4 separate regions of the Homo sapiens genome follow, and all the other regions are linked to region 1. Evidence: chromatin contacts called from ENCODE Hi-C data. All regions are on one chromosome and are shown on one strand. The core of a region is the stretch at or near the end of the contact, and the rest is flanking DNA. Distances in the headings are between cores, read along the strand shown.

Evidence for each region. A loop is a pair of places that touch in the nucleus more often than their neighbours do. Pooled maps may share reads with other maps.
Region 2: a loop to region 1 is called in a map of B cell, with 39 times the contacts of the local background. The contact joins the promoter of ZNF782 here to the promoter of RNF20 in region 1. A Hi-C loop is called at or near these places in 2 of 168 maps with a recorded cell type or tissue (B cell and CD4-positive, alpha-beta T cell) and 4 of 50 pooled maps.
Region 3: a pooled map shows a loop between it and region 1 (4-fold over the local background). The contact joins the promoter of ABCA1 here to the promoter of RNF20 in region 1. A Hi-C loop is called at or near these places in 4 of 50 pooled maps.
Region 4: a loop to region 1 is called in a pooled map, with 15 times the contacts of the local background. The contact joins the promoter of FSD1L here to the promoter of RNF20 in region 1. A Hi-C loop is called at or near these places in 6 of 50 pooled maps.

What each region holds. Positions count from the first base shown.
Region 1 is chr9:101,530,846-101,537,729 of GRCh38, reverse strand. It overlaps RNF20 (ring finger protein 20), which reads right to left and starts at 3,877. Exons shown (of 20, transcript NM_019592.7): 1 at 3,816-3,877; 2 at 2,178-2,332. The coding sequence starts at 2,306. It also overlaps a transcript of PGAP4 not described here. RefSeq lists an enhancer at 4,006-4,135.
Region 2 is chr9:96,852,603-96,859,929 of GRCh38, reverse strand. ZNF782 (zinc finger protein 782) reads left to right here and starts at 5,416. Exons shown (of 6, transcript NM_001001662.3): 1 at 5,416-5,842; 2 at 6,861-7,077. RefSeq lists an enhancer at 1-63 and silencers at 1-63, 5,644-5,713, 5,994-6,083.
Region 3 is chr9:104,923,924-104,931,259 of GRCh38, reverse strand. ABCA1 (ATP binding cassette subfamily A member 1) reads left to right here and starts at 3,105. Exons shown (of 50, transcript NM_005502.4): 1 at 3,105-3,325. It overlaps LOC105376196 (a long non-coding RNA gene), which reads right to left and starts at 4,471. Exons shown (of 3, transcript NR_188620.1): 1 at 3,350-4,471; 2 at 1,536-1,752. RefSeq lists silencers at 2,946-3,135, 4,472-4,711, 7,183-7,232 and enhancers at 3,336-3,415, 3,736-3,795.
Region 4 is chr9:105,445,653-105,453,365 of GRCh38, reverse strand. It overlaps FSD1L (fibronectin type III and SPRY domain containing 1 like), which reads right to left and starts at 5,332. Exons shown (of 14, transcript NM_001145313.3): 1 at 5,131-5,332. The coding sequence starts at 5,145. RefSeq lists a silencer at 4,842-5,451.

The DNA.
Region 1 (6,884 bases), core at 2,628-5,127:
ACTTTCTTCATTGAGCTTCTGGGAACCCATTCTCTCTTCCTATCCTCTTACCTCATTGGTCCCTCTTTGTTTGTATCTTTGATTAGTCCTTTCTCATTCCTTGACATGAAAATATTGTAGTGCCCCAGCAGACCTCTTTATGCTTATTCATTAAAGGAGTCTGTAGTCTCATAGATGTAAACACAACTTACAAAATGACGATTCCCAAATATACAGCTTTAGCCCAGACCTCTCTCTAGTATCCAGCTTATTAACTACCTATCCATTCAGAGGTCAAATAAGTATCTCAAACTTATATGTCCCAAACCAAACCAAACTCAATTCATCCTCCATGACTCCCAAAAATCTGCTCCTCTCATACACTTCTCTAGCTCAGTAAGTAAAAATTCCATTACTTTCAAAATCCTGGGATGATCCTCCCTCCTATCTTTCATGTGAGTTATCCAATCCATCAGCAGATCTTATCAATGCTACCTCCACAGTGGTCCAAGCCACCATGATTTCTCATTAAGATTACTGCAAAGGCCTCCTATAGCAAAAACTCTGTGCTAAGTCCTGTCAGCCTGCCAGATTTCAGCACAGCTGTGGTGGACAGCTCCATTTACACTGCCATTGTTCCCACTTCAAGCACACTTTGGAGACTCAGTTTTTCTGTCCCGCAATCACAGCTGGCTCCTAACAGCAATCTCAAAATGCACAGGAGGGACTGCTTTCAATGGCAACCTTCAACCAATTGGAGCGGGGATCAGTGGATACATGCCTCAGATCCCCACCTTTGGAGAGATGCAGTTATAGCGAAAGAGAGTAAGAAGAAGAAAAGAAAAAAGTCTGCTAGCTGGACTCTTGTTTATAATCCTTGCTTTTCTATAGTCTCCAAACACAAGTCAGAGCATGTTAGTCTCCTACTTAAGACTATCCACTAACTCCTCATTGCCTCTGGATAAAGTCCACACTGGGGTGTGTGCTATGTGCTTCCCATAAGTATGTGCTTATCCCTGTCAACAGCACATACCCCACTCTAAACAGTCTATTCCCTTGTCAGTGCTACCCTACAAACTAAAGTCTAGGGGCTGTCTTCAGTGTAAAGGATAGTGTCTGGCAAATAACAAATACTCAACAAATATTTATATATTGAGTGAATAAATGCCTTTGGAATGCATGATGCAAGGCAGTGCTAAAACAAAAATCACTTCCTGCCAGCAATATTAAGTACCAGAACCTCAGGCAGCCTCAGAAATGACACTTCATCAACAACTCACTATGAATGTTCCTATTATTCTGACTCAAAAAAAAAAATCAGCCTCTCTAAAATAAACCTCAGCCTCAAAATCAAATAAGCAATAGATGTGGTTTTGCAAGCCATACAAATGTAAAGCATTTTACAAAATGTAAAACATTTTAATATCACATCCCCATGTCTGATTTTCAAAAAAGCAAAATCTTGACGTAGATCAAAACCTGTAAACTTCTGATGTCTAACAGATATATAACATTACTATGAGATTTTGGTATATAATACTCATTTTGTCAGCTCCATAAGAGCAAGGATAATATCTATGTTATGCACCATTATATTATCTAGCCCAATATTAGCTATGAATGCCTCCCATTTATTGACTATTTACTATATTAAATGCAAAGTGTTAGCCCTTAACAGGGACTCTTATTTTATATGCATAAAAATCTAATGTAGCAGGTACTCTAATTACATTTTACAGACAAGAAAACAGGCAAAGGAAGGATAACACAAGGTCAGCCAGCTAGGAAGTGGTACAGCTCAGAGTCAACTCCAGGCAATCTGGTCTCAGACTCTCACTCTTCACCATACTCTCAATGATTGCTAAACTGTCTCTTAGAATCTGGTACTGACTTTTTCAGTGAATGAAAAATAAATGTGTATCTTCCCACTGCTAAATACCTATAGTTAATGTTGTATCAGGCACCACCTTCCCAGATTCTCGAAAGAATATAAGTACACCTTGAAAACAAAGAACAACTATCAATCTACCTCTCCTCTAGAACTGACTACCACATCATTTTACCTACTTTCAGCCTGTTTTATTTCCCTCTTCTTTTCAAATAGCTTCCCCATACTCCAGAAAGCTTCCATGAATTTTTAGTTTCAAGTTGCAACTGACAGAAGACAAGCACACTTTCATGGCACTGTTTCCTCATACCGTTGAAGAGACACCTCCTAGCTTAATTGTTTCCACTGTGGTCCCTGAATCTTCAACAGCTGCCTTCTTCTCAGGAGGCATGGAGGTGCCAGGTTCTCCAGCTGCTCTTTTATTTCCAATTCCTGACATTTTGGCAGAAGAAGACAGTCGTTTTCCTGATAGAAAAAAAGGCAGAAACTGACATAATATATGTAAGCAAAGCAACAATAGAGTAAAACAATAGAGTAAAAACTAGCAACTTTTCTGGCCAACCCTTTAACCTGGATCCATTAATTCCACAACCATCTCCATATTTCTCTTTGAGGAAAAAAAAAAAAAATTAAATTGTAGAGTAAAAGTCAAGGCGGGCCGGGCGCGGTGGCTCATGTCTGTAATCCCAGCACTTTGGGAGGCCGAGGCGGGCGGATCAAGAGGTCAGAAGATCGAGACCATCCTGCCTAACACGGTGAAACCCCGTCTCTACTAAAAATACAAAAAATTAGCCAGGCGTGGTGGCGGGCGCCGGTAGTCCCAGCTACTCGGGAGGCTAAGGCAGGAGAATCACTTGAACCCGGGAGGCGGAGCTTGCAGTGAGCCGAGATCGCACCACAGCACTCCAGCCTGGGCAACAGAGCGGGACTCCGTCTCAAAAAAAAAAAAAAAAGAAAGTCAAGGCTAAATTTACATGACTATAAATTTCTAAATAGGATGGTGATAAGAATGGTGATAAGAAATGAGACAATGGGCAAAGGGTGAAGAGACCAAAAATAAAGTTCTGGAATCTCTCTTCCTGTAATGCCAAAATCAGAAAAGGGCAGTTTGATTATGCCAGAAGTTAATACTACAGTGTTGAAAGAATCACAGAGCTGAAAGAGATCTGTGAAATGCCTACTAAAGTCATTAGTACTAGACAAGTCAGTTATCATCTCTAAGCCTCAGTTTCCTAACCCAGGAATAAATAACCACAGTATATACTTCCTATGCTTATTATAAAATAAAATGGATGATATAATTATAGAAAGAATTTGGCACAAAGCCGAACACAAAGTAAGCACTCAGAAACCCCAGCTCTTCTTTAACGTTTGCAGTGTTTTCCCTATTTCCAAACGCTCTCTCCACTGTTTTATGCAACCCTACGTTAGTTAGACCTGGGTGCGAATTTCAGTTCTGCCTGTTAGAGGCCGTGTTGCTTTGAAACAGTGAATTCGCCAAGAGCTTCAGTTTCCTCAACTGCACAATATTAACGAATATATTTTTCGTCTGCCCTGCCTACCTCCCAGGGTGCTCAAAGGAGGCGGAATGGATGCTAAAGCACTTTGGCTACTTCAGGAAACAACGCAGCCATCACCGAGACTAACAAGACTACTCTGCTTCCAATTCAAGCTCCAGGAGAGGACTATCGCTGGCAACAACCTCAGTAGGACCTCGCCTGGAGAGAGAAGACACAGAAGCAGAACAAGGCTGCAATCCAACTCGCTAAAAGCCAAAGACCTCAGCCTCAGCGTGGATAATTGCAGGCCCAGGAGACTGACGGCCCCAAAACTGGAGAGGGTGGAGACTCCTGAGGCCTGGCACAGTCCTGTTGGGCCCTAAGCGTGATCTAACCTAAGTTCTTTGAACTGGCGCCGCGCGGGAACAGAACTCGCAGCAGTTACTCACCAAGGCCCGTGCAGAGATTCCAGCTCTCACCCCTGACCCGCGGCGGAGACAAGGCAGAACTTCCGGGAGGCGGGGCCACGGAGAGGAAAAAGGGAAAGAAAAAAGGAAGTGGCTTCAACCCAGCCCATAGGACTATGAGACCCCGCCGGGCGGAAGTGACGTACGGAGAGGGCACGAGAAGCTTGAGCAAGCGCCGCCTCCCTAGCAACGCTGGGCAAGCGCGGGACCCTCTCCTGGCTACGACCTCTAAGAGTACTCGGGCCTCGCTGATGCCTGACGGAGAGCCCTTGGCTTTTGTTGACTTGTTGACCTTTGCTACTGCGATCTGGTCTTTCTGCGGGGATAAAGTTCCTCATTCTGTTGCTTGTCATTGGGGTTGCCATCACTCGTTCAGACGGCCGATTGGCTGACGGTCCCGTCAATCTCCGGGGACATGACTAGCCTCAGACACCTCAGAAAATTGTTCGTTGGTACCCCTACGTGCTGAAATGAAGAGTTCTGGAGAGAATCTGAGGGATTTGAGGAATTTCAGATGTTGGGGATTTTTTCCCCCGCACAGGGAGCGGTATTCTGCCCTGTCTACACATTAGAATCACTTGGCCTGGACAAAAGCTTTTTTAAAAAAGCGTTCCCCTCATCTCCTCCCCCCAAACCCCGCATTTCCATCCACTAGATTCTAATGCGTAAGCAGGAGTGACAACTACTGCCCTTGTGCTTTTTTGGGAACAAGAAATTGTCCAGGGAAAAGATAAACGCCAATCAGTCTCTGATCTCAGTACTAGTCTATTTTAAGCTAATTAAGCATTGATTTTTTTTTTTAAGTTTATGACAAACTGCTATTTTCCATTCAGTTAAACTAAATGCGTTTTAATGATAGGACGGTAATTAATCTAACCTATTAATGAAAAGCTGTATGTCTCGCAGAACTATGATAAACTACCTAATGACGTCAGCTAAGGGTCTAGAAATGGAAGAATGATCGCTATATCTTTTTTAAAAAATAGAATTTAGGCATCTTGGGAAAAAAAGAAGCTAATCTACACTGGATTTCTGTTAGTGTGAAGACTTTTGTCCCTGTACCTGCTAGGGCTTACCTGTAAATGAAGTAAGATGGTCAACACCAGGGAAACAAGTGTTCCTGGTGCCTGGCAGTGGAACACCTTGACTATCTTGGAAAGAATTAACTGGCCCCAAGTGGACTTCACATTTCATTCCGTGAAGTGGGAGCCTGAGAACATGTGAGTGGGGACACACCTGCCGAAAAGCATTGTATGAGACAATGACACTCATTCTCTCATCTTCTTTGGTTCCTCTACTCTTAGCAAGCCTTTCATTCATAGAACTACTGAATGGCAAGTAATGGTTTTTCTAGCCCAGAAAACTAGAGGTTCACAGACTGCATTTAGCCAACAGTTATGCTTTGTTTATTTTAGACAGTATTGGCTGTCCTGCGTGGTTAAAAACAAGAACAAAAATGAACTTAGTTGCCAACATTTAAAATATGGCTATTTTACATAAAAATCCAAATTATCAGTTTCTCTAAAAAATGTTGATGATCTTGCAACAGAAGGGTTATATTTTTGCATGGTCACATTGCTTAGAGCAAAGTAGTGGCTTCTTCTTTTTTTTTTTTTTTCTTTTTTTCGAGACAGAGTCTTACTCTGTCACCCAGGCTGGAGTGCAGTGGCACAATCTCGGCTCACTGCAAACTCCACCTCACAGGTTCAAGCAATTCCCATGCCTCAGCCTCCCAAGTGGGTGGGATCACAGGCACACGCCACCACACCTGGCTAATTTTTGTATTTTTAGTAGAGATGGGGTTTCGCCATGTTGGCTAGGCCGGTCTCAAACTCCTGACCTCGGACGATCCATCCACCTCAGCCTCCCAAAGTGCTGAGATTACAGGCCTGAGCCACAGCTACTGGCAATGAGCCACCACGCTTGGCGTGGCTCTCTTTTATTAATAGATCATGTTATTCTTGTTTACCATAATCCCCACTAATCTTTACTGGTTCCTTAGCACTAGTATAGTTTAATTTGAGTATCATCACTTGTGTGTTACATTGTGATAAATCAATTGCTGGTACTACGTAAGTGTCTGGTGGACATTATTGGTGATCTACCCAACAGCTATTCCCCTTCCCTCACCTTAGCAGAACCAGGATTTTTTTCATGTATCCATATAGCACTTTGATTCCATTAAGTCTTAGGGAAAACTGATTTCACCCCAATCTCCAAGGATTGTCTTAAATACTAAGTTCCATTTCCCAAGCCAAAGTCCTAGTCAGCAATTGACACTTTAATCAGGGTGAATTTCTTTGAATACTAGAATTGAAGCAGATTTTTATCTTCCAGATTTTCTGTGTGAGGCTGAAACTGTTGGAGGCTTCCTGAGATCATTCTTGAGAATGGAGCGACCACATAGGGGTGAGCAGAACCAAGAGAATCTCAGGGAAATGGAGCCAATCAACTGAGTTAGGTCACCCCTAACTTCAACCCACACTTGAGTGTTAGAGAAGATTCTACAAAGAGAGCAGACTTTTCTAGTACCTTTCAATTCTCACCATGTAGGTAACCATATTCTCTAGCAACTGGGATATATGTCTTTCTCAAAAGTTCCAGTTATCTAACACCTTCACAGGTGTCACAGCTCTCCAGAAAATAAAATCAACTCTGTGTGTGTGTGTGTGTGTGTGTGTGTGTGTGTGTGTGTGTGTGTAGAAAGAGATTTGAGAAAGAGAGAGAGGGACATTATAAGGAATTGGTTCACAGGATTGTGGTGGCTGGATAAACCAAAATCTACAAGGCAGGTTTGCAACCTGGAGCCCCAGGAAAGATTTGCAGTTTAAGTCTAAAGGCAGTCTGCTGGCAGAATTCATTCTTGCTCAGGGGAGGTTAGTCTTTGTTCTATTAAGGCTCTCAACTGATTGGATGAGGCCTACCTACATTTTGGAGGGTAATCTGCTTTAGTCTACCAATTTAAATATTAATCTCATCCAAAAAAACAAACAAACAAACAAACAAACAAAAACACCTTCACAGAATCATCCAGAATAATGTTTCACCAAC
Region 2 (7,327 bases), core at 4,167-6,666, 4.7 Mb after region 1:
GGTGAATGCTGTCTGGCCTGGAACTCACTCTTCAGGACAGTGGGCTCCCCTCTGGCCCAGGCTAAGTCCAGAGATGCCATCTAAGAGCCAAGGCCTGAATCAGGGACTCCAACAGTCCACTGGGTGCTCTTCTCCACTGTAGCTGAGCTGGTGTCTAAGCTCCAGAAAAATCCTCTTTACTCTGCCTTCGGCTTTTCTCAAGCAGAGGGAGTCTCTCCTCACAGACACCACAGCTGGGAATGTGCGGGGTCACACCTGATGCCAGCACATCTCTGAGTCTCACTCGAGGCCCATGGCATGTACTACCTGGTTACCACTGCTGATTATTCAAGGCCCAAGGGCTCTTTAGTCAGATAGTGAAGAATCCTGCCATTACTGAGTCCTTCCCTTCAAGGAAGCAGGTTCCCTTGTAGCCCAGAGTTTGTCTAGAGATGTTATCCCAAAGCTGAGACCTGAAAGGGGGGTCTCATGACTCTGACCAGTGCCCCCTCCTACTGTAAGCTAGTATCCAAGATGCAAGACAAAGTCCTCTCCTCTCTCCTCTCCTCAAGCGGAAGAAAGAGGTCTCTGTCAGAGCTGCGAGCTGCACTGTCTAGGGTTGGAGGAGGGGTGGGCAAGCACTCCATAGCTGCCCTAGCTGCTGTTTCTCTAGGTCACATGCCCCCAAATACACTGGCTCCAAGCGCGGCACAGCACTAGGACTTGCCTAAGAGTTGCAGTCCTTGTGGCTTAGACAGCCTTTCAGGTTTATTAAGGACCCCGAGTACTTTATCCTGCAGTAGCCAGGCTTTCCACAACTCAAGTTCCAACCACTGGGATAAACAATTCCCTTCTGGCTAGCACTAGTGTAAATGTTTCCTCTGTGGGTGGGCACTAGTGTAAATGTTCCCTCCGTGGGTGGGCACTAGTGTAAATGTTCCCTCCGTGGGTGGGCACTAGTGTAAATGTTTCCTCCGTGGGTGGAGGCATCAGATGAGTGCAACCTTGTTTTGCTTTCTGCTACAACAAGGCAGCACTGAGTTCAGTGCAAAGTCCCACAGCTGCTGTGCTCTCCCTCCGCCAAGCACGGACTCTCTCCTCACCACAGGTCCACTGCTGAGGCTATTCCTGTGGGGAGCACAGCTGGCAGAGATTTCTACTTAGCCATCAGGCTCCACTTCTGTGGCTGCATACATTCTGAATGACAGTCTTACCTACAGGCAAATGTAAAACAAACAAACAAACAAACAAAACCTCGCGCCACTGCCTGTCACGATCTTGATCTTCATATGAGGTGTTCCTTCATATTTTCCTAAGCGTCACCCACAAAGCCATTCTCACTGTCCAGTGGGCACTCTGAGAGCCTTTGCTAAAAATGCCTCCCTGGCTCACCCTGCCTACCAGCTCCAAGGCCCTTCCCTTTACAGCAGTCATGAGGCCAGACTGGAAGAAAGACCCCATGAAGCTCATGTTTCTGTGTCCAGTTGGTGCCATCTGTGAGCAACCCCCTGACTCAGCAAGATTTATTGCACTCTCATAGGTAACTCAAGGACCCCAAAGTGCTGTTGTGGTTGTATGAGTGCCCTAGGAAGCTCTTGAGTGAGGTGAGCATTGGGTGATGTCCAGCAATGCAATGTTTCTCAGACTGCCTGAGGAGAGCTTCTAACTCATCAGCCCAATCTCTAAACACAGGCAACACTCCTGGGGGAGGGGATAGGGGCACAGGGATCTGTGGCTATTCTGTATGTCAAGGTTTCTATAAAACAGATCTTCAGATAAAGGCAGCGGAAACACCAGCAAGAGCAAATGCACAATGTATGACTCAGGGTGAAGCTACACATTTTTCACAGTCTAGAGGCCCTAGACCTGTCAGCGGCCAATTATTTCAAAGGCCAGACATGTGCACCTTAAAGAGAGACTGGAACTTGCAGACGGCCTCTAGAAAGCCATAAAGATATTTACTGTACTATTATGTTCTGGTAGTATACTTGGAAGATAACTGCCAAAAATCACCAGAAAAATACTTTTCAATTTATGAGCAGATTATTACAAGAGCAATTTACCAAGACCTACCAATGAACAATGAAAACTATGAACTGTTATTCTAAAGCTAATAGAAAGATGTGGTTTTCATGTCCATTTCCATCATCTGCACAATGTAACCTTTAAAAATATTTCTTAAAGTGTTAAGTTTATGGGAGCAAAAAAATATTGAAAAATTATCAGAAAGTTCACAAAAACCTTACAAACTCACATGTCATCAGATTAAATGTTCTCAGAGAGCCTGCAGTTTTTCACACTCCCTGCAACCTCATGGTCATCGCTCCACAGCAAGATAAATGGGTGACAAGACAATCCTCTTCTAGTTTGGTTGGACAAATGTCAATATCAGCATAACTTTCAAGTCTTTCTATGTAAATCTGCAAAATAGAGCACTGGCCTTTGATTTAGCTTAGTTTGAGTGCTGTAATAAGAACTCTTAGGAATGACAGGTTTCTTCTGGTTTTGACCAGAAAGTAAGTGCCTTTTATTCTTATGTTCTACAGAGACTTTGCTTGATCAGGCAGAGCAAGAGGCCATATCACAATCATAGGTCAGATACTTCTGCTACCTACTGTGCCCATAGAAATGTACAGCCCAGTTTTAGTCACAAGAATGATGGTCATCTCAGCCAAGGGCATCATGAAAAGAGGCAGTGTTGTCACCTTCACACTCATAAAAGGCAGCACACACACAGGCCCAGTGTGGATTTAAAGTCATTCAGTAAATCCTCAAGTGCCTACCACATGTAATGTCTGACACCTAGCTGGTAGGCAGATGGGAACTTTACAAGTACGTCAAGCTTGAATATGTAAAACCCATGTGATAGTGAGCAAATGTTAATCTTTTCACAAAAACTTACCCTTCTATATAGGGCACTAGCTTAAAAAACTGCGGTCAAGAGAGCCCCCCAGTGGCTGCTGTGCAGAGCAGCATGGCAGGCGCAGGTCTCTGAGGTTGTAAAACATTCCCCATAGTCAGTTGTTGGCTTGATAAGGAATGCACGTGTATAAAGAATGGTCCTTCTTACAGCCCCTATTTTTCACATCTTCATGATCACATCATAAAAATTGTTCTGTCTTACATCATCTGCAACTTAGACAATTCTGTTGGTTTTAAGGTGGAAACAGCTGCCAGTCTATGTATCCCTGGGATTCCTCTAACCCTGCTAAGCAGGGTTACTCATGAATTACTTTACATCTATCAATCATCTGTCCTACAAAGAACTGGGCAAACCTTCTTGGAAGGCCAGAAGGTTTTGCAAAAGCTTTAGGAAAGGGTTATGGCTGAAGGCAGCCTGATCCTCTTACCTTGAGTTAATAGTAAAAAGCAAATAACAAGGGAATGTAGAGGAGTTTATCTAAATAGCTTGTTTTCTCATTGTTGTCCTAAGACTGACCTTTGATCATTCGCATGCAGGACTGCTCTCTCTGGGGAGGGCGGGAGAAAGGGAGCAGAATCTCTGTAAAATGTGATGTTCAATAACCATTTGTTTTTGAAAACATTTTTGAGGTTGGTAGCTTAGATCTGGCAATGTTCTCCCATCTAATAACCATCAGACAAGAAATAAACTTGCTTAGAATAAACTTTTTTCCTTTTGTTTTGATTTAAAGAGTTCAAGTAGCTCATGGATATACTCTTCTGCAGAGCACCCTCTGAGGTAACAACACCTCGCAGCTCACCTTTAATCTTTACTCAGCTGTTCACTTTGCCCAGAGAGTGGGAGAAAATCTTCACAATCTATATATCTGACAAAGGACTAATATCCAGAATCTACTACGAACTCAAACAAATCAATCTCATCAAAGAAAAAAAACAAACAATCCCATCAAAAAGTGGGCTAAGGACATGAATAGACAATTCTCAAAAAAGATATACAAATGGCCAACAAACATATGAAAAAATGCTCAACATCACTAATGATAAGAGAAATCCAAATCAAAACCACCTTACTCCTGCAAGAATGGCCATAATCAAAAAATCAAAAAATAGTTGATGCTGGCATGGCTGCAGTGAACAGGGAAAACTTCTACACTGCCGGTGGGAATGTAAACTAGTACAACCACAATGGAAAACAGTGTGGAGATTCTTTAAAGAACTAAAAGTAGAACTACCATTGGATCCAGCAATCCCACTACTGGGTATCTACCCAGAGGAAAAGAAGTCATTATATGAAAAAGATACTTGCACATGCATGGTTATAGCAGCACAATTTGCGATTGCAAAAACGTGGAACCAACCCAAATACCCATCAATCAACAACTGGATAAAGAAACTGTGGTATGTATCTGATGATATACTACTTAGCCATAAAAAGGAATGAATTAATGGCATTTGCAGCGACCTGAATGAGATTGGAGACTATTATTCTAAGTGAAGTAACTCAGGAGTGGAAAAACCAAACATCGTAGTTCTCACTCATAAGTGGGAGCTAAGCTATGAGAATGCAAAGGCATAAGAATAACACAATGGGCTTTGGGGACTTGGCGGGGAATGGCGGAGGGCAGCGGGGCAAGGGATAAAAGACTACAAATGGGGTGCAGTGTATACTGCTCAGGTGATGGGTGCACCAAAATCTCACAAATCGCCACTAAAGAACTTACTCATGTAACCAAACACCATCTGTTCCCCAATAACCTACGGAAATAAAAAACAATCAGCAAAAAGCAAGAAAATTCGTTAATGCGCATGGAAACCTAAGATAATTAACATTAAATTTAAATATGTTGAATCAATAAGAGAATTCGGCAAGAAGCAATGTTAAGGGATAAAAACCAAAAGCTTTTCTCTAACACCTGCAGCACCGGGCTCGACCCGCCTTAGAACCCTCACGCCTGGGGGCGCCAGGACAGGGCTCACAGGTCAATGGGTCGGGTAGGCTGTAAAGAGACAAGGTGGAGGTTCCAGGTTGAAAATGTATAAAATTGTAAAGTAAATTCAAAGTTATATCATTTCAATGCTAAATACTTCAGTAGTGATCCCTTTTTTTAAAAAAAAAATTTCTACAAAATTCTTAATTTTTTTTCACAGTTCACAAAAGTAATGGTACTTTTTTTCAATATTTGCAATTCCCAATCCATATTCAGCTTCCCAATTGTCTCCGAAAGTCTTACGGAAAAAAAAAATGTTGGTTCAACCGGGAACCAATGGAGGGCTACTCTTTGTATTTGTCAGTAGCGTTTAAGTTTTAACCTTTAACTTCTCCCTGTTCTTGGAGAGCCTGAGCGGGAGACTTCATAAAAACTCCATCCCCGCCAATTCTGAATCGCCGAAACGTGAGGAGTCACGTCGAAGGCGGACGCAAGAGCTTATGGGAAATGTAGTCCTGAATGAGTCTGGTTCGCCGCGCAGCACTCTGGGATGGGGCTCCTGGGCTCCTTCTGCGCCTGTGCAGCCAGAGCCCCGCCTCCTCATTTGGGTTCTCGAGACTCCCGGGAAGCGGTTTGGGAAGCTCGGGGGTCGGCTCGGAAAGTAGAGGGGGCGCAGCTGGGGCGGGAGGACAGCGTTTGTGCCCGGAAGCGGGAGAGGAAGCGGGAAGTTTGTGGGATCCCCGCCCCCTGTGTCAGTGGATGCGACCGGGCGGGCCCTCGGCCTTCCCGGCCGCTGGAGAGGGACTTCGGCCGCTGGCTCCCGGGGCGGCTGAGGCTGAGCGTTGGTCCGGAGCAGGTGCCGGGTGCGGGCCGCGGTGTGCGGGACCGGAGCCCGGCGCGAGCGGCGGCGGGGGTGGGGAAAGCGCATTTGTAACGCGGGCGACAACGTGCCCGAAATCCCCGGACGGTGGGTCTGCATCGAGACCCCGAGCTCTGGAGCTGGAAAAACCCGGGTAAGTTCCATCTCTGTCAACTGGAAGCCGAGGCGAATGTAGGGACGTGGATGAGAGTCAGGTTTCTCATCTGAAAGTGAGGGTATTAATAATGACTGCTTCATGGCGTTGGTTTAAAACTTTAAGTCACCACCTGTAAAGCAAACAGCCGACTGTAGGCTACTAAGCCATGAGCGGACTGCTGCTGTTATATTTAGAAGACACTTTGTTCCATTCGTTGGGTGCCTATGTATACCTCACAACCACATCTGCATTAAATATAACTGAGGCTCAGGTCACAAGCTAGCAGTGAGGGAGCTGGGGTTCAAAGGCAGGTGTGATTTATTTCCCGTTTCAGGCGCTAATATCACACCTGCCTAAAACCAGCATTGCAGCCTTCACAGCACTTAGCAGAATGTCATGTCCCCAAATACTCAGGGAGTGGATGTAGATGGAATCTTACCATGTGTCAAATGTAGTCTGGATTTCTGGTGTGTCTTCAGATCTCTTGGGTCAGACAGGTTCCTGGCCCCTTCTGCATTGTCAGGGTGTCTCTCTTTTAAGTCTGATGTAAAGAATTCTAAGAGTCAGATTTTTGCCACTAACATGGTTTCTCAGGTCAGGTCGCAGGCTCCTTGAACAGAGCAGCCCTTGCGAGGTGGGAAGCAGGGGTCTCTGTGAACAGTTTTACCTGGAAGAGAACACCTCTCAGACCTAGGCCTCCCTCCCGAGCTTCAGAGCAGAGGCAGAAGAGCCCACAGAGGAGCAGATCCTAGATGTGTATGGTCAGAAGCAGTTCTTGATCCTCCTTCCCAGAATGAGCCAGACTTGGTGAAGCCTCCAGAAGCCACCACACAATGGGTGACAGTGGGTGGTTTGGGCCAGCTTTGAGAAGAGCAAAATGGGCTAGGTGGTGGCCAGGGACAGGCTGCTCAGGAAAGGCCACATCATTGCATAGGTCTGAGGGTAGGGGTAACCGGAGATTCTGTCCCCAGATCCCAAAGTAGCCCCCAGTCGCTTTGTTCTCCACTCTTTACAGATGCCATACTGCTGTTAACATATGTGACACTGGAGACTTTGTCCCTACCTCATAGAATCCCATGCATGATGATACATGAAGGGTTTTCCGTGGCTATCTACTTCTGATTCTTTTGAAAGCTTTAAAGACATTGGGCATGAAAGGTTCAGTGAGTTTCCGGGGATCCCTCGTTTGTGGTAGAGCCAGGAGGAAAACAGTTCCGTTCATTCTTTCACAGGTGAGTCACCAAAAGCATCTTATCCAAAGGGCCTTTTGAGAAATACATCCCAGTTAAAACATCTAAAACTCTTTGCCTTAAAGTATCTCATCTCTTTTATAAGACTTTCTGTGGATTGTCTATACCAAGGGTAAATAATATTACTAAGAAAAATAGTTAAATGATGCACACTGAATATTTTTCTGCTAAGTTAATTTTGTGTTTTGGAGACAGAGTCTCATCCTGTTGTCCAGGCAGGAGTGCAGTGGCA
Region 3 (7,336 bases), core at 1,856-4,355, 3.4 Mb before region 1:
ATTAGAGCAATCTAAGTGATTACCTTCATACCTTTTGGAATTATATGCTTCAAAATTCCAAAAAGAATGATTTTGGGCTGGGCACAGTGGCTCACACCTATAATTCCAGCACTTTGAGAGGCTGAGGTGGATCGCCTGAGGTCAGGAGTTTGAGACCAACCTGGCCAACATAGTGAAACCCCGTCTCTACTAAAAAATATAAAAAATTAGCCGGGCATGGTGGCAGGTGCCTGTAATCTCAGCTACTCGGGAGGTGGAGGTTGCAATGAGCCCAGATCGCACCATTGCACTCCAGCCTGGGCAACAAAAGGTGAAACTCCATCTCAATTAAAAAAAAAATAATGATTTTGGTGGTCGACTTCAAATAGGTAGGAGAAGAAGGAGAGAGGAGATGGAGGGTCAGGGAGATCTAATTACTCTCTAAAATCATGCTAGGAAAGATAACACCTTTTAATAACACTCTCTGCTTTTATAACATCATTCTGCCAAGGAGCTCAAAGGTTTCAACAAAGTTCACTTTCAGAAAACCCCTTTGAGGAAGACAGAATATACATCTTCTCTCCATTTTAAAGATGAAGAAACAGGCCGGGCACAATGGCTAATGCCTGTAATCCCAGCACTTTGGGAGGCTGAGGCCAGAGGATCGCTTGAGCTCCAGAGTTTGAGACCAGCCTGGATAACATGGCAAAACCCTGTCTCTACAAAAAAAATACGAAAATTAGATGGGTGTGGTGGCATGCACCTGTGGTCCCAGCTACTTGGGAGGCTAAGGTGGGAGGATCGCTTGAGCCCAGGGAGTCAAGTCTACACTGAGCCATGATTGGATCACTGCACTCCAGCCTGGGTAGACAGAGCAAGACCCTGTCTCAAAAAAAAGAAATGAAAGAGAAAGAAAGAAAGAGGAGAGGAGAGGAGATGAGGGGAGGGGAGGGGAGGAGGGAGGGGGGGAGGAAGGAAGGAAGGAAGGAAGGAAAAAAAGATGAAAAAAGAAAAAAACAAGATGAAACAGAGGCAGAAAGACTTTACGTAAATTGCTCATCATGTGGTTGTCAAGTTTGACCCCAAAACCCAATTTATTGACCAAGGTTATTCTTTGACTGAGGCAAGGGGGTCCGCTCTCCTGGGCCTTGGGCTTTAGAAAGCTCATCTCTGGCCTTTCTGAGATCCATCCCTTTCTTTTTATTTTTCTTGACACGGAGTCTTGCTCTGTCACTCAGGCTGGAGTGCAGTGGCATGATCTCGACTCACTGTAACCTCTGCCTCCCGGGTTCAAGCGATTCTCCTGCCTCAGCCTCCTGAGATAACAGGCGCTCGCCACCACATCTGGCTAATTTTTGTATTTTTAGTAAAGACTGGGTTTCATCATGTTGGCCAGGTTGGTTTCGAACTCCTGACCTGAGGTGAGCTGCCCACCTTGGCCTCCCAAAGTGCTGGGATTACAGGCATGAGCCACTGCGCCCAGCTCAGATCCATCCCTTTCTAAGGGCAAACAGTCCATGGTGCAAAGGGGCCATGCCACCCAGAGTTATGAGTACCTGGGACTCCAGAATTCCTTGCCTGGTGGCCTCCACATGCACTTCCAGGGCCTGCTTGGGCCTCTTCTATGGGTCTGTCCTGAGTGTTGATAGAACCACTGATGTGAGTACCTGGGCTTGAGCCGTGGCCTGGAGATCCTGTTGACTGTAGCATGGAGGGGGCTTGTGCAGCTGAATGTCTGTATGCAGGTGGTGGGAGTTCTGGAATATGATGGAGCTGGAGGTGGGAAGAGAAGTAGGCTTGGGGCAGCTCTCTCATGCCACCTCATTCTGGCCAAAACTCAGGTCAAACTGTGAAGAGTCTAAATGTGAATCTGCCCTTCAAGGTGGCTACAAAGGTATCTTTGTCAAGGTAGGAGACCTTGTGGCCTCCACGTGCACTTCCAGGGCCTGCTTGGGCCTCTTCTACGGGTCTGTCCTGAGTCTTCTATGAATCTGCCCTTCAGGGCAGATTCATATTTAGACTCTTCACAGTTTGACCTGAGTTTTGGCCAGAATAAGGTGACATTTAGTTTGTTGGCTTGATGGATGACTTAAATATTTAGACATATGGTGTGTAGGCCTGCATTCCTACTCTTGCCTTTTTTTTTGCCCCTCCAGTGTTTTGGGTAGTTTTGCTCCCCTACAGCCAAAGGCAAACAGATAAGTTGGAGGTCTGGAGTGGCTACATAATTTTACACGACTGCAATTCTCTGGCTGCACTTCACAAATGTATACAAACTAAATACAAGTCCTGTGTTTTTATCACAGGGAGGCTGATCAATATAATGAAATTAAAAGGGGGCTGGTCCATATTGTTCTGTGTTTTTGTTTGTTTGTTTCTTTTTTTGTTTTTGTGGCCTCCTTCCTCTCAATTTATGAAGAGAAGCAGTAAGATGTTCCTCTCGGGTCCTCTGAGGGACCTGGGGAGCTCAGGCTGGGAATCTCCAAGGCAGTAGGTCGCCTATCAAAAATCAAAGTCCAGGTTTGTGGGGGGAAAACAAAAGCAGCCCATTACCCAGAGGACTGTCCGCCTTCCCCTCACCCCAGCCTAGGCCTTTGAAAGGAAACAAAAGACAAGACAAAATGATTGGCGTCCTGAGGGAGATTCAGCCTAGAGCTCTCTCTCCCCCAATCCCTCCCTCCGGCTGAGGAAACTAACAAAGGAAAAAAAAATTGCGGAAAGCAGGATTTAGAGGAAGCAAATTCCACTGGTGCCCTTGGCTGCCGGGAACGTGGACTAGAGAGTCTGCGGCGCAGCCCCGAGCCCAGCGCTTCCCGCGCGTCTTAGGCCGGCGGGCCCGGGCGGGGGAAGGGGACGCAGACCGCGGACCCTAAGACACCTGCTGTACCCTCCACCCCCACCCCACCCACCTCCCCCCAACTCCCTAGATGTGTCGTGGGCGGCTGAACGTCGCCCGTTTAAGGGGCGGGCCCCGGCTCCACGTGCTTTCTGCTGAGTGACTGAACTACATAAACAGAGGCCGGGAACGGGGCGGGGAGGAGGGAGAGCACAGGCTTTGACCGATAGTAACCTCTGCGCTCGGTGCAGCCGAATCTATAAAAGGAACTAGTCCCGGCAAAAACCCCGTAATTGCGAGCGAGAGTGAGTGGGGCCGGGACCCGCAGAGCCGAGCCGACCCTTCTCTCCCGGGCTGCGGCAGGGCAGGGCGGGGAGCTCCGCGCACCAACAGAGCCGGTTCTCAGGGCGCTTTGCTCCTTGTTTTTTCCCCGGTTCTGTTTTCTCCCCTTCTCCGGAAGGCTTGTCAAGGGGTAGGAGAAAGAGACGCAAACACAAAAGTGGAAAACAGGTAAGAGGCTCTCCAGTGACTTACTTGGGCGTTATTGTTTTGTTTCGAGGCCAAGGAGGCTTCGGGAAGTGCTCGGTTTCGGGGACTTTGATCCGGAGCCCCACATCCCCACCACTTGCAACTCAGATGGGACCGGAGGCGGTGTTAAATGGGGAGACGATGTCCTAGTACGAGCTCTGGTGACCCCAGGACTCTGCGCTGCTGCGCTTGGGGCTTGCCCGACGGTGGAGACCGGGGAGCATCTCTGGGCGTGGAGACCCGGGCGCAGTACCCCGGGCTCAGAGGGGTCGGGGGTTCCCGGGCGTGCTGAGGGCGCTGCTGCCGGGTGGGGAGAGCTGCAGGTCCGGCACCGAGCGCTGCTTTGTTCGGAGGGCCCTGAGCTGGCTAGAAACCCTTCTGGTTGCAGGTCGGCCAGTACCTACGGAGACAAATGCCAGCACTGAGTCTTCACTCGGTTCTTAAGAAGCTGGTCTGTTCTGACCTGGGAATTGGCTATATGCTCCCCGGGACTGGAGCGGCACAGTCCCGGACTGTGAATCCGGGAACTCGAGTTGGAGGTGTCCCAAACGGTCCGTGGTGCTATTGCTCACTAGAGGCCTTGGGTCTTTGTTTGACCTGAGGGGTAGGGAGGTCCTGCCTACAGTCTCCGTGCGCTCAGCTGAGCTGGTGTCCCTGGCGCAGAGCGCGGACGAGTTTTGTTTCCTTTTCTTTTTCTTTTTTTTCTTTCCTTTAAGTCTCGGTCTGTCGCCCAGGCTGGAGTGCAATGGAACGATCTCCGCTCACTGCAACCTCCGCCTCCCGGGTTCAAGCGATTCTCCTGCCTCAGCCTCCTGAGTAGCTGGGATTACAGGCGCGTCACCACATCCAGCTAATTTTTGTATTTTTAGTAGAGACGGGGTTTCAACTTGTTGGCCAGGCTGGTCTCGAACCCTCGACCTCAGGTGATCCACCGGCCTCGGCCTCCCCAAGTGCTGGGATTATAGGCGTGAGCCACCGCGCGCGGCCGAGTTTTGTTTCTTTTAAAAACAAGACTTAGGAGAGCCTGCGGAGACCCGGAGGTGGGGTGCCCAATCCTCCCTCTCCCACGTTCCCTGCAGCCCCATCTTCCAGACCGTTGCTGCTGGTCTCTCGGGGCAGCTTCTGCCTGGGCGCAGATGGGGAAGCTGGGCCGAGGTGGTGCCGTGGAATGACCGGGAGTAACCCCGGCGGGCGGCGCAGAACTCGGAGCTCCGCCGCGGGGCTGGGCTGGGCTCTGCCGTGAGGGTGGGGGTGCTGGGCGCGCGGGCTGCGGTGGCCCCCGGAGACTGGCCCGCAGCGCCTCCTGGCCGGAGGACCTAGGAATCGGCCGGCTCTACTAGGTGTCTTTGCTCGCGGTTCCGACTGTGAATCCGGTGAAGACCGGTGGTTGCAGACGGGGAGGAACTATGAGGTTGAGGCGAAAGCCCGTTTTGTTTTTTTTTTTTTGTTTTTTTGGTTTTTTTTTTTGTTAGCGTGTTTGCCAACTCCCAGGCCATTGGTAAAGCAGGAAGGTTCTTGGGGCGGCGGACGGTGCCAGGGTTATGTGTAGGTGCCTCTTTAGGTATATCTTTTATCAAAAAGAAGCAAAGAAATAAGATTAAAAATAAACAAAGAAAAAAGTTGTCTGGCACTGGCAGTAATTGGCCTGCCTTTGCAGCACTGATACCATTAGCTTTTAAAATCCGACTTTTCATTGACACTTCAAGAAGAGAATGGGTAGTATATACACATTCATCTCATAGTGGACAAATTTCATATTTAAAAAAACCTTCTGGGTACTGAAATCAGCAAGTCACTTGCCCTCCATGGCCGAATCCCTGCTTCCCACGAAGAGAACCTCACAAAAATTTCCCCCAAGTTAAAGAGTGGAATTTTCTTGATTTTTTTTTCTTTTTTTTTTAACGGCCGTAGTTTAGAACCCAGACTTAAATTATGATCTTCTTTTCAAACAAAACTTAAAGTCCTTAAGTTTTCATCTCCCCTTTTATTTCAACCTATTCTTCTCATACCTACCACAAAAATAATGGAGGCTTTCTGTTGAGAAACTTTCCGTTTCTGTTGAGAGTATCATTCTCTTGAGAAACTTTCTCCTAAATCAGAGAAAGTATGGAAGCATGGAAAGTATTCCTGAGTAGAACCTCTACAGATATTACAATATTTTTCAAATACAAAGTTTCCATTGTCAGCCTGTTTCCCAAGTGCTTCCACAAACCATTAAATAATTCCACAAACCATTAAAATAATTAATGCTAGGGAATTTTAGGAAAACATTGGTTTACAATCAGAAGGACCGGGGAAGTGGGTCTTCAGCCTTCACGATGACTACAAGCCATTTAAGGGACTAGAATTGCTACTGTTGTCAGAGCAATTTAGGAGTCTGTATTTGAGCACCCGCATAGTGTTCCAGAATGACATATCTGACTGTAACCTGGACACGTGTGATATGTTGTCTCCCCTGCAGATGAGCATTTGAAATCTCAACCCTCGTATTTCTACGAGTGCAGGCCTATAATGGACCCTGGGCACATTTTTTTTTTTTTTGAGATGCAGTCTCGCTCTGTTTCCCAGGCTGGAGTGCAGTGGCACGATATGGCTCACTGCAACCTCCACCTCCTGGGTTCAAGAGATTCTCCTGCCTCAGCCTCCTGAGTAGCTGGGACTATAGGCGCACGCCACCATGCCTGGCTAGTTTTTGCATTTTCAGTAGAGACAGAGTTTCACCATGTTGGCCAGGATGGTCTCGATTTCCTGACCTCTTGATCCACCCGCCTCGGCCTCCCAAAGTGCTGGGATTACAGGCGTGAGGCACCGCGCCCGACCCCTGGACACATTTTGACTTAGAACATATTTTCGGTTTGTGTGAGACAGTGCATTAGTGCAGGATTGGAAAAGAGTGATCAGGAATTGATTGTTTTCAAGGATTGGTTCCTTCTGCTCAAGGAAGTCCCATTGTAAACATAAAAAAATGAATGAAACTGAAGAAGTTCAGTGACTTAGCTTTTTATTATCTTCTGTAGTACTTACCTTTTTGGAGAGGAGTTGGTTGGGATATTTTTCCATTTAAATTTTTTTTTTAAAGGGATCTTCTCTCCCGTAAGCCGGGATACTTAAGCTATATATGTAGTGGCTACAAATTAAGGTCTTCACTGTTTTCATTTTTAGCTGCTAGAATAAGTGAACATTACCTTAGATAGACTCTTCTAATTATGAAGATATCTAGATGTCTAGAAAATATCAAAATGCATGTGGTTTTTGCATTTCTAAAATACTTTTAAAACCAAATACTTTTTCTTTTTTTTTTTTTTCTGAGATGGAGTCTTGCTCTTTTGCCTAGGCTGGAGCGCAGTAGAATGATCTTGGCTCACTGCAACTTCCGCCTCTCAGGTTCAGGTGATTCTCCTGCCTCAACCTCCTGAGTAGCTGGGATTACAGGTGCGTGCCACCACACCCGGCTAGTTTTTGTGTTTTTAGTAGGGACAGGGTTTCACCATGTTGGCCAGGCTGGTCTCAAGCTCCTGACCTCAAGTGATCTGCCAGCCTCAGCCTCCCAAAGTGCTGGGATTACAGGCATGAGCCACCACACCTGGCCTCAAATACATTTTTTTAAGTATCCAGATATTAAATAAATAATACCATTATAGTAGTTGTTATGGTCATTTACTCTAGCATCAAATGTTAAAAGATCATTCTGAACACTTGTTTTGTTTATGCTGAGAGAAGGCCTACTCCAAAAAATGCAACCATCTTCGTATCTGCATGTGGATACAACCATGAATGGCCAAAGTTATTGCAGTGTTGAATAGACACTTATATAGCACTGTGTGGCAAGTACTGTTTGAAATGTTTTTCACGTGTTTATTCATTGTATTTATTTTGAGATAGGGTCTTGCTCTGTTGCACAGGGTGGAGTGCAGCTGCACAGACAAGGCTCACTGCAACCTCAGCCTCCTGCGCTCACGTGATCCTCATACATCAGCCTCTTAAGGAGCTGGG
Region 4 (7,713 bases), core at 4,083-6,582, 3.9 Mb before region 1:
ACTAAAAATTTAAAAAATTAGCTGAGTGTGGTGGCGGGCGCCTATAATCCCAGCTACGAGGGAGGCGAAGACACAAGAATCTCTTCAACCCAGGAAGCAGAGGTTGCAGTGAGCCAAGATCATACCGCTGCACTCTAGCCTGGGTGGCAGAGCAAGACTCTGTCTCAAAAAAAATTAAAATTAAAATTAAAATAGTGATTTTTATTTGGGGCAACAAGAGAGACCAAATTCCAGGTTTTTACCTAAATCATGTTCTTTATCATCTATCAACTATTTTCACTACACTTAACTAGCTTAACAAAAAAAAAAAAAAAAAAAAAACAACTTTAGGTCAGACGTGATGGCTCATACCTATAATCCCAGCACTTTAGGAGGCCAAGGCGGGTCAATCGTTTGAGCCCAAGAGTTCAAGGCTAGCCTGGACAACATGGCAAAACCCTGTCTCTACAAAAAACACAAAAATTAGCCAAGTATATGGTGGCATGCACCTGTAGTCCCAGCTGCTCAGGAGGCTGAGCTGGGAGGATAGCTTGAGCACAGAAAGCAGAGGTTGCCATGGTGAGCCATCAGCCTGAGCAAGACAGCAAGACTCTGAGAAAGAAAAAAGAAAAGAAAAAGAGAGGAGAGGAGAGGAGGAAAGAAGGAAAGAAGGAAGGAAGGAAGGAAGGAAGGAAGGAAGGAAGGAAGGAAGGAAGGCAGGCAGGCAGGCAGGCAGGCAGGCAGGCAGGCAGGCAGGCGAGCGAGCGCCCACAGGAGGGAGGGAGGGAGGGAACCCTGCTTTATAGGGGCTTATCCCTGTTACATTTTAAGTTTCAATTACTTTAATCATACCACCATTGAAATGCAAAGAATTCAGGCAAGAAGCGTGGTAATGAAAAAACTATGGGTTGTAAAGAAAAACTTGACTTGAATCCAGACTACTATTTGCTAGCTGTGTGACTGTGAACAAGACACTTAACCTCTCTGGGCTTCATTTTCCCTAACAGTGCAACAGGAATAAGAACTGTTGTGACAGTCCGACACAATACTGGATGCAGAACAGTAATCAAATTTCATTCCTCTTTCCTCAGGAAACAATTTTTTTTAACTGAGGCGTAATTTTGGAACATGGAACAGTTGGTTGGTTATGGATGTGGTGGGGTTCTCAGAACTAGTAAGGTACAATATGAAGGCAAAGAATAGCACATAGCTTGGAGCAGGAAACTGGGATAAGGAAGCCAAGTGTAGATCTGCTACTTGTTGCAGGTTGTCATGTTTAAAACTCCTGCTCAGTTCAATCTCCCCAATCTAGTTTTGTCCAGTCAAGCCTCACCTGTCACTCACTACCCCTTTCCAAGTAGGAAGAATATGCAGGAAAAATAATGGGGAAAAGCAAACAAGTGACAATATATGCTCTTGGTGACTTCCTTCCTCTGAGCTCTCATCTCCCTTCCTCTCCACCCTTTCTTATTCCTACAGTAAGTACCTTTCTTAGAAAGAGTGATCCCTATGTATGTGAATAATCTGTACAAAAAGTTAAACTATAAAATTCCAAGCTCCAAGATTCTAAAAAGGTACAAATGTCTTATTTGTTTCAACGTTTTCTTTGAACGTGCACATTTCATCCGGTAAAGAAACCTTTGGGATTTTATCTTAAAGCCGTTTAAAGGCATAATCAAAAGGTTTGAGTATCAAACAAAAGCCACCTATCCATAACACATCCTGTTCACGAAAGCGTCCCAGAAACTCGATATAAACAAAATCCCTCTGTTTATTTCCAGGAGTTAATACTGTGGTTTTCTGTATCCAACAGTATGCCTACATACCCGGGGTTATTACGTTTTCTTCCTCTACTCAAACAGAGCATCTGCTGCTAACATTAACACTGAAGTCCAAGTTATTTTCACAAACAAAAAAGCAGCTGGTCAAGCTAATCCATTTGTTGACTAGCCACCATGAAGCTTCTGTAAGACTGCCTAGTTAAGTTAACCTCTACTGTCAGACTGCATGACTCAGAACTTCCAAACCTCTTTCTATTAGAATGTAACAACTCTTCTCTGGAACCACCATGTGAATCGTTTCTTACAGATATAATAGCAGAAAAGATGCTTTAAAAGTAAAAATGTCGGGCCGGGCGCGGTGGCCCACGCCTGTAATCCCAGCACTTTGGGAGGCCGAGGCGGGCGGATCACGGGGTCAGAAGATAGAGACCATCCTGGCTAACATGATGAAACCCCGTCTCTACTAAAAATACAAAAAATTAGCCAGGCGTGGTGGCGGGAGCCTGTAGTCCCAGCTACTCGGGAGGCTGAGGCAGGAGAATGGCGTGAACCTGGGAGGTGGAGCTTGCAGTGAGCCAAGATCGCGCCACTGCACTACTCCAGCCTGGGCCACAGAGCGAGACTTCGTCTCAAAAAAAAGGAAAAATGTCTACACTTAATTTTAAAAGGAGAAAGTTACTTTGAAGTTAGGATTATTAAATTAATAACAGTAGCTAACAGTATTTTTGTATGCTAGGCACTGTTTAGTGGGTTTTAAAAATGAATGCAAGACCGGGCACAGTGGCTCAAGCCTGTAATCGCAGCGCTTTGTGAGGCCAAGGCTGGCGGATCACCTGAGTGAGGTCAGGAGTTTGAGACCAGCTGGCCATCATGGTAAAACCCCGTCTCTACTAAAAATACAAAAATTAGCCAGGGGTGGTGGCAGGCGCCTGTAATCCCAGCTACTCAGGAGGCTGAGGCAGGAGAATCTCTTCAACCCAGGAGGCGGAGGTTGCAGTAAGCCAAGATTGCACCGTTGCACTCCAGCCTGGGCGACAAGAGCAAAACTCCGTCTCAAAAAAAAAAAAAAAAGAACACAATCCTCACAATAATCTTGTGAGAGAATTACAATTATTGTTATCTCTGTTTTACAGATGAAGAAATGGAGACAGAGCAAACTATCCCAGCTCATACAGCTTATAAATAGTAGAACTGGAGACTTGGCTCCAGAGCCATCCTCTTACTAATGTAAAGCCCAAATCCCAATGCCTAACAAACATTCAGGTATATATTCAGGCCTTCCTCACACTTTGCAGTACCTATTTTTCTTATACTCTACTGACTGAGGTACTACCCCTACTACTATTTTCAATGTACATTCCATAACAGAAAATAGTATCTAAAAATCATGTCTGGGGTGTACTACTGTCTTATTTAAAGAGAACAATATCCAGCTTAGATCATTACTATTTGAGGCTTGTGATTCTGCAGGAATTCATACGAGAAAAGGAAGCTCAGGTTCAGAGCACTGAACTGGTTATACACATTAATCCCGGACATTCTTTTTACAGCTATAAACCAAAGGGTGTTTGTTTTTTCATTAGAAAGATTTGGTACCACCAATGAAATTCAACATATTTTCTAATATTGAGAAGTTGATTCTCAAAGATATCACAAATAAGATACATTACTACTACTACTAAGAAAGAGAAGCTAATTCTTTGCTACCTCTCAGGAAACTGCACGTGGTAACCTGTAGGTACCCTAACACATCATTCGAAATGAGAACAAATAGGTTCAAATCTTAGCCTTAGGGCTAGTAGCATGACCTTCCAGGAGTCACAACTCATTAAAGTAAGGAATAATGCATCCCTGATAAAGTATGATGATCAATATTAAAACACATTTTTTTGTATTTTATGGGACACAGTATTTTAGTGGTCATACTTTGTAAACTTTAAAATGCTGTGTTTTCAGAACAAACTATTTTATCAGATTTTTACTATGACACTATAAAATACTCTTACTTCTACTGCATAGATGAGGAAACAGATTAATCACAGTTAAGTGACTTGCTCCTTATCACAGAGCTAGTAAATAGCATCCTGGAACCCATGTCTCCGGACTTTGCTCCTTCACTTGACCTCTGCTAATGTCCATTCAAATATCATTTCTTTTATCTAATAAGCTGAGAGATGTTTTACAAATTTAGGCAGAGACAATATTTTAAACCTATACATACTCAAAATACACAAAATCTAATTTTTAAAAAATGCCTTAAGAATAGTCATGCATTCCAAGGTGAGTTTCAAGACCAACACATACAATGAAATCATATGCATATTTGTTAAATACTGTAATAGTCAATGCTCAACACATCATTATTCTCTCATGCCCTCAGTGAAGTGATCCTCAAGAAGGTGAATGTAGACAAAATTGTAGAAAACGTTGTTCTAAGTCTTTCCCGTGCTTTCTAATAATAGAAAAGAATAGTCTCTTAGATATGTCTTTGTTTTCCCTGCTACATTATTAATACTCCTTGTTTTTTCTTTCCTACCCTGTACTATATTTCAATTACGTTATAGTCTAACAAAGAGAACAGGGTGGTTATTTTCATATGGAGATTATGACTGAATAATTCACTTCTAACTGTATTCAAGACATTGGCTTTGTTCTCCAAATACTTCTGAATTGAACCTTTACGATTATATAACCTTTCCTCAACTGTTCGGAAAGTATAAAACATTCCACAACGACCCCTAAGTAACTGTGCCCAGCAACACCAACTGGTCAGAGAGTGGGAAGGCTGCCCTAACAATTGAAGTCTTTTCCCTCCATTCAACGAACACTAAACACTAAGATCTACTTAGGAAAAGTCATGGGAAGGGGAGCGGTGGGCGGTACAAAGGAGATTCGGTCCCTGACCTAAAGAGCGTGGTGCTGAGACGAGACTTGGTCGAGGAGAAAGCCCCAGCTTTCGGCGTCAGCAGGGAGACACCAAAAAGGCTGTGCCTCGGTTTCCTCACCTGCTGAGGAGGGATACACCCCCACCAGCACGCTCGCAGTCTGCAGGCATGAAAACCGGCCTAAAGCGCTGCAGAGTGGCTGATTTTAAAAGGGGGATGGCTCCGTTTCTCCTCCAGAGTCAGGGCCCCGGACAGCGCGCAGAGCAGAGGCCAGCCCGAGTCACCGGGCGCGGTCCCCGCATCCGTGTGGGCGCCTCTTAGCTCCCGCCCAGAGAGCGGCCGGGCGGCCTTGCCCTCCGCAGCAGCAGCCCGGACGCCCGGCCAGGCCCACCCCGCGCACCCACAGCCCACGGGCCCAGGCGCCCCGCCCACCCTGTGCCGGCCCGGCTTGTCTCGGTAGCCCCGGGCTCCCCTCCCCCGCTTACTTTCTGGGAGTCCATGGCGAGTGGCTAAGCCCACTGGGCTCGAACCCGAGACGACGAACCGTGTGAGGAGGCTCAGCGAGATCGCACACCCCAAGACCGCTACTCACTGCACTGCCCCAGCCCGCACCGGCACCGCCCGGCCCCACCCGTCCGCGCCCAGACCGCGCGCGCCGTAGTCACGCCGCGGTTGCCAGGGTGAAAGGGCGGCCCGCAGAAGGGAGGGGCTGAGGAGCGCACCGCGCCTGCGCGCAGCGGCTGACTGCTCCCGGGAAGTAGCCGTGGAGGGTGGGGAGCGCCGCCCGTCTGTCTACCGCTAGTGCCTCTGCAGGCTGCACTCCCTTCCCCCATCCTTTTTCCTCCAGCGATAGCGGTCTCTCCGGCCCTGAAATAGGCCACTGGGCATCCAGCAGCCGGCCGGTGCGGAGGGCCCGGGAAGGAAAGAGTATCTGGTGCTGGAGACGGATTAGCCCACCCTCCACCCAGCACGCATCTGAAGCCCCTCCCCACACTATCCTTCGAGGGGCAGCCAGGCTTGAGCGGACCCAGCGGTCCAAAGGGAGGAAAAGGGCTGGGGTGGGGATGTAGCGAAAACGTGGGAAAAGACCTTTAGGGGATGTGGTGGAAACGTGGGAGGAGGGATATAGGGATGAGAGTGGCGGAAACGTGGGTGTGGGATTAATATGAGCTTTGGGGCCTGGCACAGTTTTTCCCGGGGACCCACCCATCCTCCCCGGCACCTCGCTACCTGTATGATTTTGAGCAAGTCAGTCTGCCTGAGCTTGTTTCATCTGTAAAATGAGAGAAATAATGCGGACTTTGCAGAGGATTGTGAGGATTAAATAACGTATGGTACATAATTAGTAGTGAATAAATTATAGTCATTCTCTTTTTTTTTTTTTTTTTTTTTTTTTGGAGATGGAGTCTCGGTCTGTCACCGAGGCTGGAGTGCAGTGGTGCCATCTTGGCTCACTGCAACCTCTGCCTCCCGGGTTCCAGGAATTCTCGTGCCTCAGCCTCATGAGTAGCTGGGATTACAGGCGCCCCCACCACACCTGGCTAATTTTTTGTACTTTTAGCGGAGACTGGTTCTAGCCATGTTGCTTAGGATGGTCTCGAACTCCTAAGCTCAGGCAGTCCGCCCACCTCAGCCTCCCAAATTGCTAGGATTACAGGTGTGGGTTACAGGGCATGTGCCAGGCCCATTATAGTCATTCTTAGTGGGGAGTTAGAACCTGCTCGGTGTGGCCTGAGGCATCAATGAAGATTTTAGAAAGCTTGGAATTTAGTAGGCTTGAGAAAGTTCTTCCTCAAGCAGACAGGCCTCATCTTCCATTTGGATGACTCTGGAGAGGCTCACAAAAGTTCAATTAGACAGTCATTTATGATGAATGAATAAAAGGGAAATACATATTGAGTACCTATTCTGTACCAGTTCTACAAACAAAATTCAGTAGTGGGCAAGGCCCTGTTTCTCTCACAGAGCTTACAATCTAGTATAGAAGACCAACCAAAAAAAAAAAAAAAGTTAACGTGCTAGACGGTTATAGGTGCTAAAATTAAAACTTAGGCCAGGCATGGTGGCTCACACCTGTAATCCCAACACTTTGGGAGGCCCAATGAGTGGATCACTTGAGTCCAGGAGTTCGAGACCAGCCTGGGCAACATGGCAAAACCCCATCTCTACAGAAATTAAAAAAAAAAAAATTAGCCAGACGTGGTGCTGCAAGCCTGTAGCCAGAGCCAATCAGGAGGCTGAAGCGGGAGGATCACTTGAGTCCTGGAGGCAGAGGTTGCAGTGAGCCTAGATCACACCACTGCACTCCAGCCTGGGCAACAGGGTGAGACCCCAGCTCCTAAATAAATAAATAAGGCAAATGGATTCAGAGAATTGGGAGGGTTTAATTTTTCATAGAAATGTCAGGGAAGATCTCTCTTGGAAATGACCTGAGTATAAAGTGAGAAGAGGAATTGTACAAGGATCTAGGGAAGAACATTCTAGAAAGTAGGAACAACAAATACAAAGGCCTTGTGGAGAGAAGGAGCTCTGTGTTTGAGAAACAGCATTTATTCTACAATGTTGTCATTACATCTCCACATGGATCCCCCTGACTGTACTGTGATTTTTTTTTTGAGGGCTGAATTTCTTTTACCCCATATCTGTATCCCCAGCTCAGAGTCTGCCACATAGTATGCACTTAATACATCCTTTTTTAACTGGACAGAGATGTACAAGAAATGAAATGAAAGTTACAAAAGGGAAAAGAAGAGCTTGGCTAAGGCTGGGTGGGTAGTGCTTAGAGAGCCAGGGTCCAGGGTGGGCCTATGTGTGCCAGCTGAAAGGAGTAGTGGCATGCAGTCCTTCAAAGAGATGCCCATCTCTTAGTACCAAGGGAAGAGAGCCTCTTATTCAACCTTTCCCAACTCCGTGAGGAATAACAAGTGCAGCCAGGCGCCAAGCCATTAGCCCACTGCTGCAGCCACAAAGGTCGTTCCTTCACACTGTGTACTGCAGTTGAGTCAGTTTCCCATGAGGGAGAAATAGCCTGGCGATTGGAGAACATCTAAAGTCTACTCACCAGACTG